Linked DNA regions of Homo sapiens: region 1 is linked to region 2. A link is a loop called in an ENCODE intact Hi-C map of the cell type or tissue named here. Cell type or tissue: mammary epithelial cell. All regions are shown on one strand. Links, peaks and the distances in the headings refer to the core of each region. The heading gives the core; the rest is flanking DNA.

Region 1 (4,847 bases), core at 848-4,847, 130 kb after region 2:
TCAGGGGACAGTCCTGGGAGGAACACCATATGCTTCTCAGAGCTCTGGGTGAAATTGAATCCCCACTGTCCATGGCTAGACCTTGGTAATGTACTATATTTGCTTTTCCTCCTTCCCTTTCTCACTCTTCCTTTTCCTTTTTTTTTTTTTTTTTTTTTTGAGACTAAGTCTCGCTGTGTCACCCAGGCTGGAGTGCAGTGGTGCAATCTCAGCTCACTGCAACCTCTGCCTCCCTGGTTCAAGTGATTCTCCTGCCTCAGCCTCCCTAGTAGCTGGGATCACAGGCACCCACCATCATGCCCGGTTAGTTTTTGTATTTTCAGTAGAGACCAGGTTTTACTATGTTGGCCAGGCTGGTCTCGAGCTCCTGACCCCAGGTGATCTACCGGCCTCGGCCTTTCAAAGTGCTGGGATTATAAGCATGAGCCACCGCACCCAGACCCTTTCCCTCCTTCTTAATCTTTGAGATAACCTCTCAAACAGAATATCTGCATCCAAGTCCTTGTATGCAATTTGGCTTTTAGGAAAACTATTAAATAAAAGAGAATCTAAACTTAACAGAATCTAACTGACTTAGGAAAAAAATAACTAAACAAATTATTTCATGAATCCAAATAAAGTCTTTTCAATATGATATATACAAATGTTTTTAAAAGAATAGGAAGGAGTTTGCTAAAAGAACTACTTGGGGAAGTACAGCTAGTCCTTGGAAGAACAAAAGAAACTGAGGTCAAAACTTACAAATTAATAGTGAAATTTAGCAATCTTATAGAACAGAGGGTTGTTGTCTCTGAACCCATTTCTCATCCACTTGGCAGCTGGAAAAGTCAAAAGTAGATGAGGAGCAACTGAACATGGAAAGGAAACCAGGGACACCTTAAGAGCCAACCTTCTTTTCAGAGAGGTGCCAACAACTACTAGCAACACTATTGCACTACATCATATTTCCAGGTAAAATGGGAACAGAGAATGTGAAAATCTATTCTGGGGAGCAGCGTTTCACAAATAAAAACTTAAAAGGAAATAGAAAAAAAATCAATTAGAAAATACTGTTATTGCAACAAAAGCCAAAATTGACAAATGGGATCTAATTAAACTAAAGAGCTTCTGCACAGCAAAAGAAACTACCATCAGAGTGAACAGGCAACCTACAAAATGGGAGAAAATTTTCGCAACCTACTCATCTGACAAAGGGCTAATATCCAGAATCTACAATGAACTCAAACAAATTTACAAGAAAAAAACAAACAACCCCATCAAAAAGTGGGCGAAGGACATGAACAGACACTTCTCAAAAGAAGACATTTATGCAGCCAAAAAACACATGAAAAAATGCTAACCATCACTGGCCATCAGAGAAATGCAAATCAAAACCACAATGAGATACCATCTCACACCAGTTAGAATGGCAATCATTAAAAAATCAGGAAACAACAGGTGCTGGAGAGGATGTGGAGAAATAGGAACACTTTTACACTGTTGGTGGGACTGTAAACTAGTTCAACCATTGTGGAAGTCAGTGTGGTGATTCCTCAGGGATCTCAAACTAGAAATACCATTTGAACCAGCCATCCCATTACTGGGTATATACCCAAAGAACTATAAATCATGCTGCTATAAAGACGCATGCACACATATGTTTATTGTGGCATTATTCACAATAGCAAAGACTTGGAACCAACCCAAATGTCCAACAATGATAGACTGGATTAAGAAAATGTGGCACATATACACCGTGGAATACTATGCAGCCATAAAAAATGATGAGTTCATGTCCTTTGTAGGGACATGGATGAAATTGGAAATCATCATTCTCAGTAAACTATCGCAAGAACAAAAAACCAAACACTGCATATTCTCACTCATAGGCGGGAATTGAACAATGAGAACACATGGACACAGGAAGGGGAACATCACACTCTGGGGACTGTTGTGGGGTGGGGGGAGGGGGGAGGGATAGCATTGGAAGATATACCTAATGCTAGATGACGAGTTAGTGGGTGCAGCGCACCAGCATGGCACATGTATACATATGTAACTAACCTGCACATTGTGCACATGTACCCTAAAACTTAAAGTATAATAATAATAAAAAAAAAAAAAGAAAATACAGTTATTGGCTGGGTGTGGTGGCTCATGCCTGCAATCCCAGCACTTTGGGAGGCTGAAGTGGGAGGATCACTTGAGGCCAGTAGTTCAAGAGCAGCCCAGGCAACATAGTGAGACCCATGTCTACAAAAAATTTAAAAATTAGCTGCATGTGGTGGCATGCACCTGTAGTCCTAGCTACCCAACAGACTGGGGCAGGAGGATCACTTGAGCCCAGGAGTTTGAGGCTGCAGTGATCTATGATTATATCTCTACATTTCAGCCTGAATGACAGAGCAAGACTGTTTCTGTCTCTAAAAAAGTTAAAATTAAAAAAAACAGCGATTTTAAAAATATGTCATTATTATTTTTAAAATACAGAAAAATACTAAATTTGAGAAACTTGGAAGGCAATTGAATTAATAAAAGCTCTAATGAACAAAATGATTTCAGTGTCAAAATGCAGTATCATTTTCAAATACCCACAGAAATACAATCTGATTTACTAAACCAATCGTTAAAAGAATTCCTTAGGCAAACTGGTCTAGTGAAAAGTTGAAAACAGCTTATAATGTGTGATATTGGTTATTTTTCACTTACAAATTCCTGAAATAGTATATTGTTGTAAGCATTTTAAATATCTTCCTGTGCTTCTGTTTATTGTATTTATGGAGAAGATTATTTTTAAAGTGGTAAATCCTTATTCAACCTTGTTTTAGGATATCACAAATGATGCTTTAGTAATGTCTAGATTAATGGCATTCTCCTACCATGACATGTACTGACAGAGCACGACACACAAAGCTGAGAACCTATAATTTTTTCTATATTTAACTTTGGTCAGCCGCTTATTAATGTTGAGTCAAGTTGTGGTTTCTGAATTTCTAGAGAGTGGCAGAGAAGTTGGAAAAGATCCAGAGAGAAATGACAGAAACCATTCAGATGATGAAGGATAAGACCTAGGAGGAAAGGTGAAAGAAGTTGAACTACCTTCACCTTGAAAATTATAGGCCAAGGACTGATTTAATAACTTTCTTCAAGAACAGGATGGTTTATTTTGAGGAGGATGCTAGCTGGCTTTTCTCTGTCTCTATAGAGATGAAAACCAGACAAAATGGGATTAGAATGCAACCAGAGAATTATCTTTGACCTAAGGCAGAACACAGCTGCAAAGGTGATTAAACTCTGTCATTACCAACACCGGAGAGCTTTGAAAATGTGCTCAGCAACCATTAGTTATGGGTAGTTTAGGCAAGTCACTGGAGGAGGAAATCCCTTTCAACTCTATGTCTCCATGTATTTGATTTCTCAAAAGCCAAATTAATAGGTTTAGTCAGTGTATAGGAGAGAACAGATTTCCCAAAGAGGAGTACAAGGTGACCAGAATATATCATCTTTCATTCTGAAGCTAGAAAGTTTCAACACAAAATGAATATTAGCCATATGCCAAAGTCACACAACTCTAAGAGGTGGTTTGCAAAAGCTATTAATAAAGCTAGTTATTTCCCAAATTTCATAAATGGACTAATAGAAACCATGTTGCAACAAATCTAAGGGAAACTGAGATTTAATAAGATTCATTACACATCTATTGAACACCTGCTATGTTTCAAAGAGCGTTCCAGGCACTGGAGATTCCAAGCCTAATATGACATGTCCTTGCCCTTGGGAGCTGACAATCTGGGGAGGAAAGAGACACATTACTGGCAAATCTTGTGATAGAGAGAAACACAACATGCTATGAGAGTACCTGAGTGGGACCCCCAGTCCAAAAGGGGCATTCAGGGAAGGCTCCCCAAAAACAGACGCTGCAGATGAGCTTCGTAGATAGATTAGGTGTAAAACTGGCACAGGAGGGATTTATTGTAGAGAAGGTGTATGCTGAATAAATAACAGTACAAAGAATAAATATGTTTTCAATGCTGACTAAATACTGGACAGTGTATGAAGTGCTTAGTCAGTATAAATTTATTTTATCATCAGGCCATCTCTAGTTTATTCATTCATCAAATATTTGATTACCTGCTATGTTCTAGGGACTCTGCATACAACAGTGAGTCAAACACAGATTCTGCTCACTGAGAGCCTAGTGCAAGGAGGGATGCTATTCAAAAATAAAGCAATCACATATGAATATTATAAAATTATAAACAAGCTGCTGAAAATATGTGACATTTATATAAAACAAAAGTATCTCCAAACTGTATGTTTCTAAATGTACATGCATATGTCAATGTACTTTTAAAATATTAACAACTCAACTTTTAAAATTATTAGTATACAAAACAGGTAACCTGGTTAAATCTTAGAGATGGGGCAGAAATGTCCACTGAGCCCAGGCCTTGTGTAACTCCTTAGTTAAGTCCAATATAGTCTGGTACTAAAATGTCTTAAGGGGTAGACTACTTAGCATCTCCATCTTTTTCCTCTGCCTTATCAAAGACTTCCAGAATTGCCACCACTTGACAGAGTTGTTTGTTGTTGTTGTTTTTAAAGAGTCTCTTTTACTTACTTTTTTTTAAAGAGTCTTATCCTTTTTTTTTAAAAGAGTCTCTTTTACTTACTCTTACCAGGACTGCTGTTTCATTAATCTAGTTTGTTATGGCCCAGAAAACAAGAGAATAGATGGGAGAGAAACCTGCCACATCTGATTGTAACAAACACGTTTTTACATACTGACAGGGAAATGTTTAAACAGTCACATCAAAATATTCTGCTTCAATGGTATTACACGTAATCAGTACAAAAATTTAATTTTA
Region 2 (5,853 bases), core at 1,006-5,005:
CAAATGAGGAATGAATACACAAAAGTATTTGCAAAGATATTACACACCATCTTCTACTTATATATGTAGACTTTCCAGTTCAAAGTCATGCCCAAAATCCTGTACTGTATTTGAAAAATCATTTCCTTGCTAAAAGTCTCTTTATAAAGACTCTGTGATTGCCTCAGGCTAACTTGTTCTTATCCCAAGTTTTTAAGAGGAAAAAGCCTAAAAGACATTTTATCTCTTCATGCAATAGGCCTATCGCCACTGCAAAGCATGGTAAAAGGAACTTCAGAAAAGATGGAGTGACCAAGAGAATTGAATGTGTCTTGAATGAGAAGGCACAATTTATCCTCAGAGTGCTCAAAGTTCCACATTCAATCTAATTCCTTCTATCCACAACAAATACCACTAAGAAGGGATTTAACATTTGAGGATACACTGTGTCCTCCTTCCACCGCTTCCCAAGTAAGCTGGCTGGTGGCTGGCTTAAAGAGAATAGCATTCTTCTCACAATTTCTTCACCCAGCTTTACCTCTGACAGAACTCAAAGCAAGTGACTTATCTGTGTCAGGACTAATGTTGAAAGAGCACTAGATCTGCAGTCAAAAAACCTAATTTTTAAAAAGTTTTTTCAAAATTCTTATACATTTAGGGGGTACAAGTGCATATTTTCTGGTGTGCATATATTGCATAGCAACAAACTCTAGGCTTGTAGTGTACCCATTACCCGAATGGTGAACACTGTAACAAACAAGCAATACTTCAACGTTCAGCCTCCCACCTTTGGTAGTCTCCAATGTCTATTATTCCACTCTCTCTCTTTTTTTTTTGAGGCAGTCTTGCTCTGTCACACAGACTGGAGTGCAGTGGCGCAATCTTGGCTTACTGCGACCTCTGCCTCCGGGGTTCAAACAATTCTCCTGCCTCAGCCTCCCAAGTAGCTAGGATTACAGGCATGCACCGCCACACCTGGCCATTTTTTGTATTTTCAGTAGAGATAGGTTTTCAGCATGTTGGCAAGGCTGGTCTCAAACTCCTGACCTCAAGTGATCCACCTGCCTCAGCCTCCCAAAGTGCTGAGATTAAAGGCGTGAGCCACTGCGCCCAGCCTATTATTCCACTCTCTATGTCCATGTGTATCCATTGTTTAGCTTCCACTTGTAAGTGGGAACATGTAGTATTTTACTTTCTGTTTCTGAGTTATTTCACTTAGGATAATAGCCTCCAGTTCCATCCATGATGCTGCAAGATGTGTTAAGAAGCCTGTTTTCTAGTCTAGACTGCCCCAAACCAGATGGATGCCCTTGGCAATTTATTTCACCTCTCTGGGTGCCAATCTCCTCCACTGTGAAATGAGACACTGTAGAAGATCAGTAAAGTTCCTTGTTCTCCCAGAACTTGCAGGCTACATATTCAGGTGGGAAGATGGGCTGAAATTTTGCTCTCTAGCTGCTAACTAAATCGTATTTTTAAATTCTGCTTCTCAGACTCTTGAAAAGTTGGCCTGAGAACATAAGACACCACCAAACAATCTGGAAGAACCAGTGCTATTACAACAAAGCAATGAGAGAGTCAAGATTCCTTAAATGTAGGTCTGGAATTCAATGTCAATTGATAGCTGATCCTTTTCATGCCAGTGCTGCCAAATGTACCAGGAAAGTTCTTTAAAAGCAGACTGAAGTTTTAAGAGTCCACACTATTATTTTCTTCTTAAGTCTAGGTAAAATCCCTTCCAATTAGTTTAAAAGTAGTATTTTGAAAATGTTACCAAAATAATACATGTTTCTCACTTTTTCTCCTTCCTCTCCTTTTTCTACTAACGACTGAAGACATTTTGGGACAATCTAACCTTTCCCCATTAACTGACTTGTCTGTGTGAAGAAACCAGACTGCAGATTTGCTGTTGGCCTTGTGTAATTTCTGAGCCAGGGCATGGTTTCCAAGGTAACAAGTTAAAAAAAAAGAAGGCACAAATAGGTCTAGCACATTTAATATGTAAATGAACTAGGTCACTAAGTATTTCACTAATAGGCAAGATGATAGATTAAACCCTTCTATTCTTTTTCCTCCATTTACCCTAGGAGGAATTTATTTGGGGCTTTTACAGCAGACATAATGATTTTCCTTTGGCAATGCAGTTTCCAAAATACAAAACTCCAAAGAGAGTTTGTTACAGTTAATCAAGCGAAAAGCAGCTTCTGTTGAGGAATCTAAATGGAGAAAGGAGAGGGGGTCCTGAAGCACTGAATCTAATTCTAGACACTTGTTTTTGCAGTTCTCTTACAGATAACACACAATAGCGTGCACATGCACCCTTGCCAACTCTTCACACAGTGAGAGTTAGAGTTCCCATTCTCATATTCCCACCAAGCCAGCGGCATGCACAAGAAACTCACAGTTCTGAAGCTGGAGGAGTGACTTTGGCTTCCAAAGGGAAAAGGGGAGCCAAAGTGGTCGTGCCCTGTCCTGCCCCTTGGACAAAGGCAGGGAATTGAATGCACCGGCAGTTGGGAGGCAGGGTGGGGCAAAAGCCAAGGGTGAGGGCTGAGGGAGAGCAGCTTTTCCTTGGATGGACATCCTTCGATGGCCAGCATGCAGCGCAGCCATCACACATGCCAAGGGCTGCTTCCCAGCCTGCCTTCAGGAAAAGTGGAGGGCGCCAAAGAAGGGCATTCATAACAATGCAGTAACAAAAGCAGATAGATGCTCTGGGGGACATGGGCAGAGAAGAAGCAACAGCACTGTGTGTGCCAGTGATCCAATTAGAAAGCCCAGCTTCCACACGCAGGCTGAGGCTTCCACAGCTTAAACCCCGTGGTATCCAGACACCATGATTTCTAGAGTTCTTAGTTGCAGACAAAGCCCCACTGTGTTTTCCCGGGTGACCATGCTGCCAATTTGTCTCATACCTTCCAAAGAAGCCTAATTATTAGCTTCTTCCTCGGCTGTCTGGCTTTTTCTTAGCTCCATGAAGACTGAACATATATTTCCTCCTCTAAAGAAGGTAGGCAGGGTTGGGGAAGACAAGCAAGTCTGGAACAGAAACTCCGCCCATCCATACCCCAGTGAAGCAAGGCACATCGCCATCTCCATAAACACCAAGGTGCTGGCCGGGCGCAGTGGCTCATGCCTGTAATCCCAGCACTTTAGGAGGCTGAGGCGGGCAGATCACGAGGTCAGGAGATTGAGACCATCCTGACCAATATGGTGAAACCCTGTCTCTACTAAAATACAAAAAAATTAGCTGGGCATGGTGGTGCGTGCCTGTAGTCCCAGCTTCTCAGGAGGCTGGGGCAGGGGAATCGCTTGAACTGAGGAGGCGAAGGCAGCAGTGAGCCAAGATCATGCCACTGCACTCCAGCCTGGTGACAGAACAAGACTCCGTCTCAAAAACAGCAACAACAACAACAACAACAAAACAAGGTGCTTGGATCTGGGGCCCCAAAACCTATCCAAGTTTTCAAATAACAGTTGGTCTCTTCGGCATTTCCCTGAAGGTGTTCACTACACTTCTTGCCCTGTCCTTTCACTTTGAGTTCCTAAATGAAACCCGTCGTCGGCCATCCTCCCGCCCTGCACAGTCTATTCTGCAAACTAGATATTCTGTGTCACACTTTTCAGAGTCCTTTCATTTTCCTGTTTTGTAAAAGTGGTTGTGTCTCGGAAAGTTAAAACGAATTAACTTCATCATGGCCTGCAGGATGAAAGAGATAAAATGAAAAAGGATTAGGCTTTCAAGACATCACTGAGAAGCCTTTTAAATGAGCCAAGTGTGCCGATGTCACATGAATGGGGTGGCCAGTAACAGAGACCGCAGAAGATCACAGAAATCTGTTTCCACCGTATGTTTCGCTAAGTAAAGAAAGGACAGTGCTGGGTGTTAACTTCGGTTCAAAAAAAAAAAAAGTTAACAACATCCCTTTTCTGTTCCCAAGTCTATTACTTCTAAAAAAGATATTTTAACATTATCACTATTTTTTAAAGAATGTCTTTTCTCATCTTTTGCTTTGAATATATTTAATATAATTTATTCTCTCTTCCCATAGGTCCTTCATATTATTTCCACTCATTATTGTTGAAATCTTCCAGTTTTCTCATTATTCCCAATGCTTCAAAATAAAAGAGAAATTTAGTAAGATTAAATAATGGAAAAAGGAAGCCAAAGAATATCCAGTTACGATGTTCAAAGAGATAAGCTGGCCCTGAGGCATATTTATCTGTCCTAAAAGAACTTCACCAAAGAGAAATTTAAGCTCTACAATAACTTGTGTGTGGCCTAGAAGACTTCAAATGTTGTTTCTCTAATGTGAATGTTGAAATAATGTCATTGAGTTTACATTTAATAACATCTTACGTTTGCAGAGTGCTTTGTTTTTTAAGGTGTCTTCATTTATAACATATCATTTTATCCTTTTGATAAAAGGATAGATTAACAACCCTAGAAAGCTGGCTAGAAATTAAGCTATGATTACTGCATTCTATACATGAGAAAACTGAGGCCCAGCACAGGTTAAGGGCCTGGAAAGGGACACACAGCAGAAATGTGACAGTGTTGGAACCAGACTCCACACTCCTGATCCCTAATCCAGGGCTCCTGCTTCAACACCTTCCTCTTTGATGCTCTCTACGTGTGAAGAAAGTTCACCCTAGATTAGTACATGCTGGAAACAAGTGGAAACAAGACCTAGGTTATCCTTAATGCCAGACAGTTGTATTCTGCCACACTGTGAATTCCAGGATAGCAAGCACTGGTCAGCAAATTGGCGCAAACATATATTTGCATTATAATATTTCTTATGGGTCAATTAATCTCCTGGAACTAAGAACAATCCTGGTCTGGAAGCATGACTGAGACCCAGATGTCAGTGCTTAACAGCTGCATTACTGGCCTGACTTAGAGAAGAGGCCGGAAATACTCCCAGAGTTGTTCACTTAAGGCCTGTGATGATGGCCCTAGCAGACAAAGGAAAGGGAAGGAGGGCAATTACCAGAGAACTTAATTCCCTATAAACACCAATTGGAGTGACTGATGAGGGCATGAGGGGCACCTTTCTTTCCTCCTTAGCAGGATTCTTTACATTAACTGGATAATTGCTTCTTTTCTCCAACTGCCTAGACCCACAACCCGGAACTGGCACGCCAGCTACGCGCAGACTACCAGAATTAGGTTCAAAACAGAAACAGCAACAATGTAATTAAGCTTTTTACAAACATGATACCATGGCACAAAATTTTTCATTACCTTGTGTTAATGAAAACCATTTTCTCTGACCAACGCGTAAAATGTTGGAGCAAAATAAACTGAATCGTCTATCTGGTGTTGCAGTGTCAGTGCAGGCCTAGCATGGGAATGTCTCTGTGGAAGGTGGTGGGGTTTTTCTCCCCTTTTTCTCTTTAAAGAATCTGCTGAGTTATTTCAATAGCACTTCTAGCTCTATTTACATAGTCACACTACCTCTCTCCTGTGCTGTAATTACAGGAAAGGTGCTACCAATGATCAGATTTACTTTCAGTATCCCATCCTACTGTACGAAATTCCAGTCACATCACTGCATATCACAAAGACATGCTGCAAAGGTACACAACACAGACCATGAAATGAAACGGCACTACCCCCACTTCAAAAGGTACCTTTAACAAAAACCATCTGCTAAAGATGGTCCCAAACTCTTATCATCTGATTCTCATATTCAATTTATAAAATGAATAGGGTGCTGCTAGGCATACAATTTATGTGAAATAGGGACCTGAGCCAGGAAGCTGCCCAATAAAGGAAGGAAATGAACTCAGGTTTACCAAGTGCCTATGATGTGCCAGGCACAACACCTATGACTCTCACTTATTTCATCTCATCTAATTTTCCAGAAA

What was found. A loop is a pair of places that touch in the nucleus more often than their neighbours do. Peaks named below come from ENCODE experiments on the same cell type or tissue, not always from the same donor. Only the 100,000 strongest peaks of a DNase experiment are listed, where the experiment ranks them.
Region 1: a loop joins it to region 2, with 4 times the contacts of the local background. A loop is called at or near these places in 1 of 110 quality-filtered maps.

The regions. Positions count from the first base shown.
Region 1 is chr4:98,718,133-98,722,979 of GRCh38, forward strand. No RefSeq gene overlaps it. Among named protein-coding and RNA genes, the nearest start is that of TSPAN5-DT, 62 kb to the left of the region's middle. In mammary epithelial cell, for the core only: no CTCF peak of the experiment used is centred there; a DNase peak (open chromatin) is centred at 2,989.
Region 2 is chr4:98,584,515-98,590,367 of GRCh38, forward strand. All of the region lies in intron 1 of TSPAN5 (tetraspanin 5), which reads right to left. Among named protein-coding and RNA genes, the nearest start is that of TSPAN5, 71 kb to the right of the region's middle. RefSeq lists an enhancer at 1-78. In mammary epithelial cell, for the core only: no CTCF peak of the experiment used is centred there; no DNase peak of the experiment used is centred there; H3K4me3 peaks cover 210 bases; H3K27ac peaks cover 344 bases.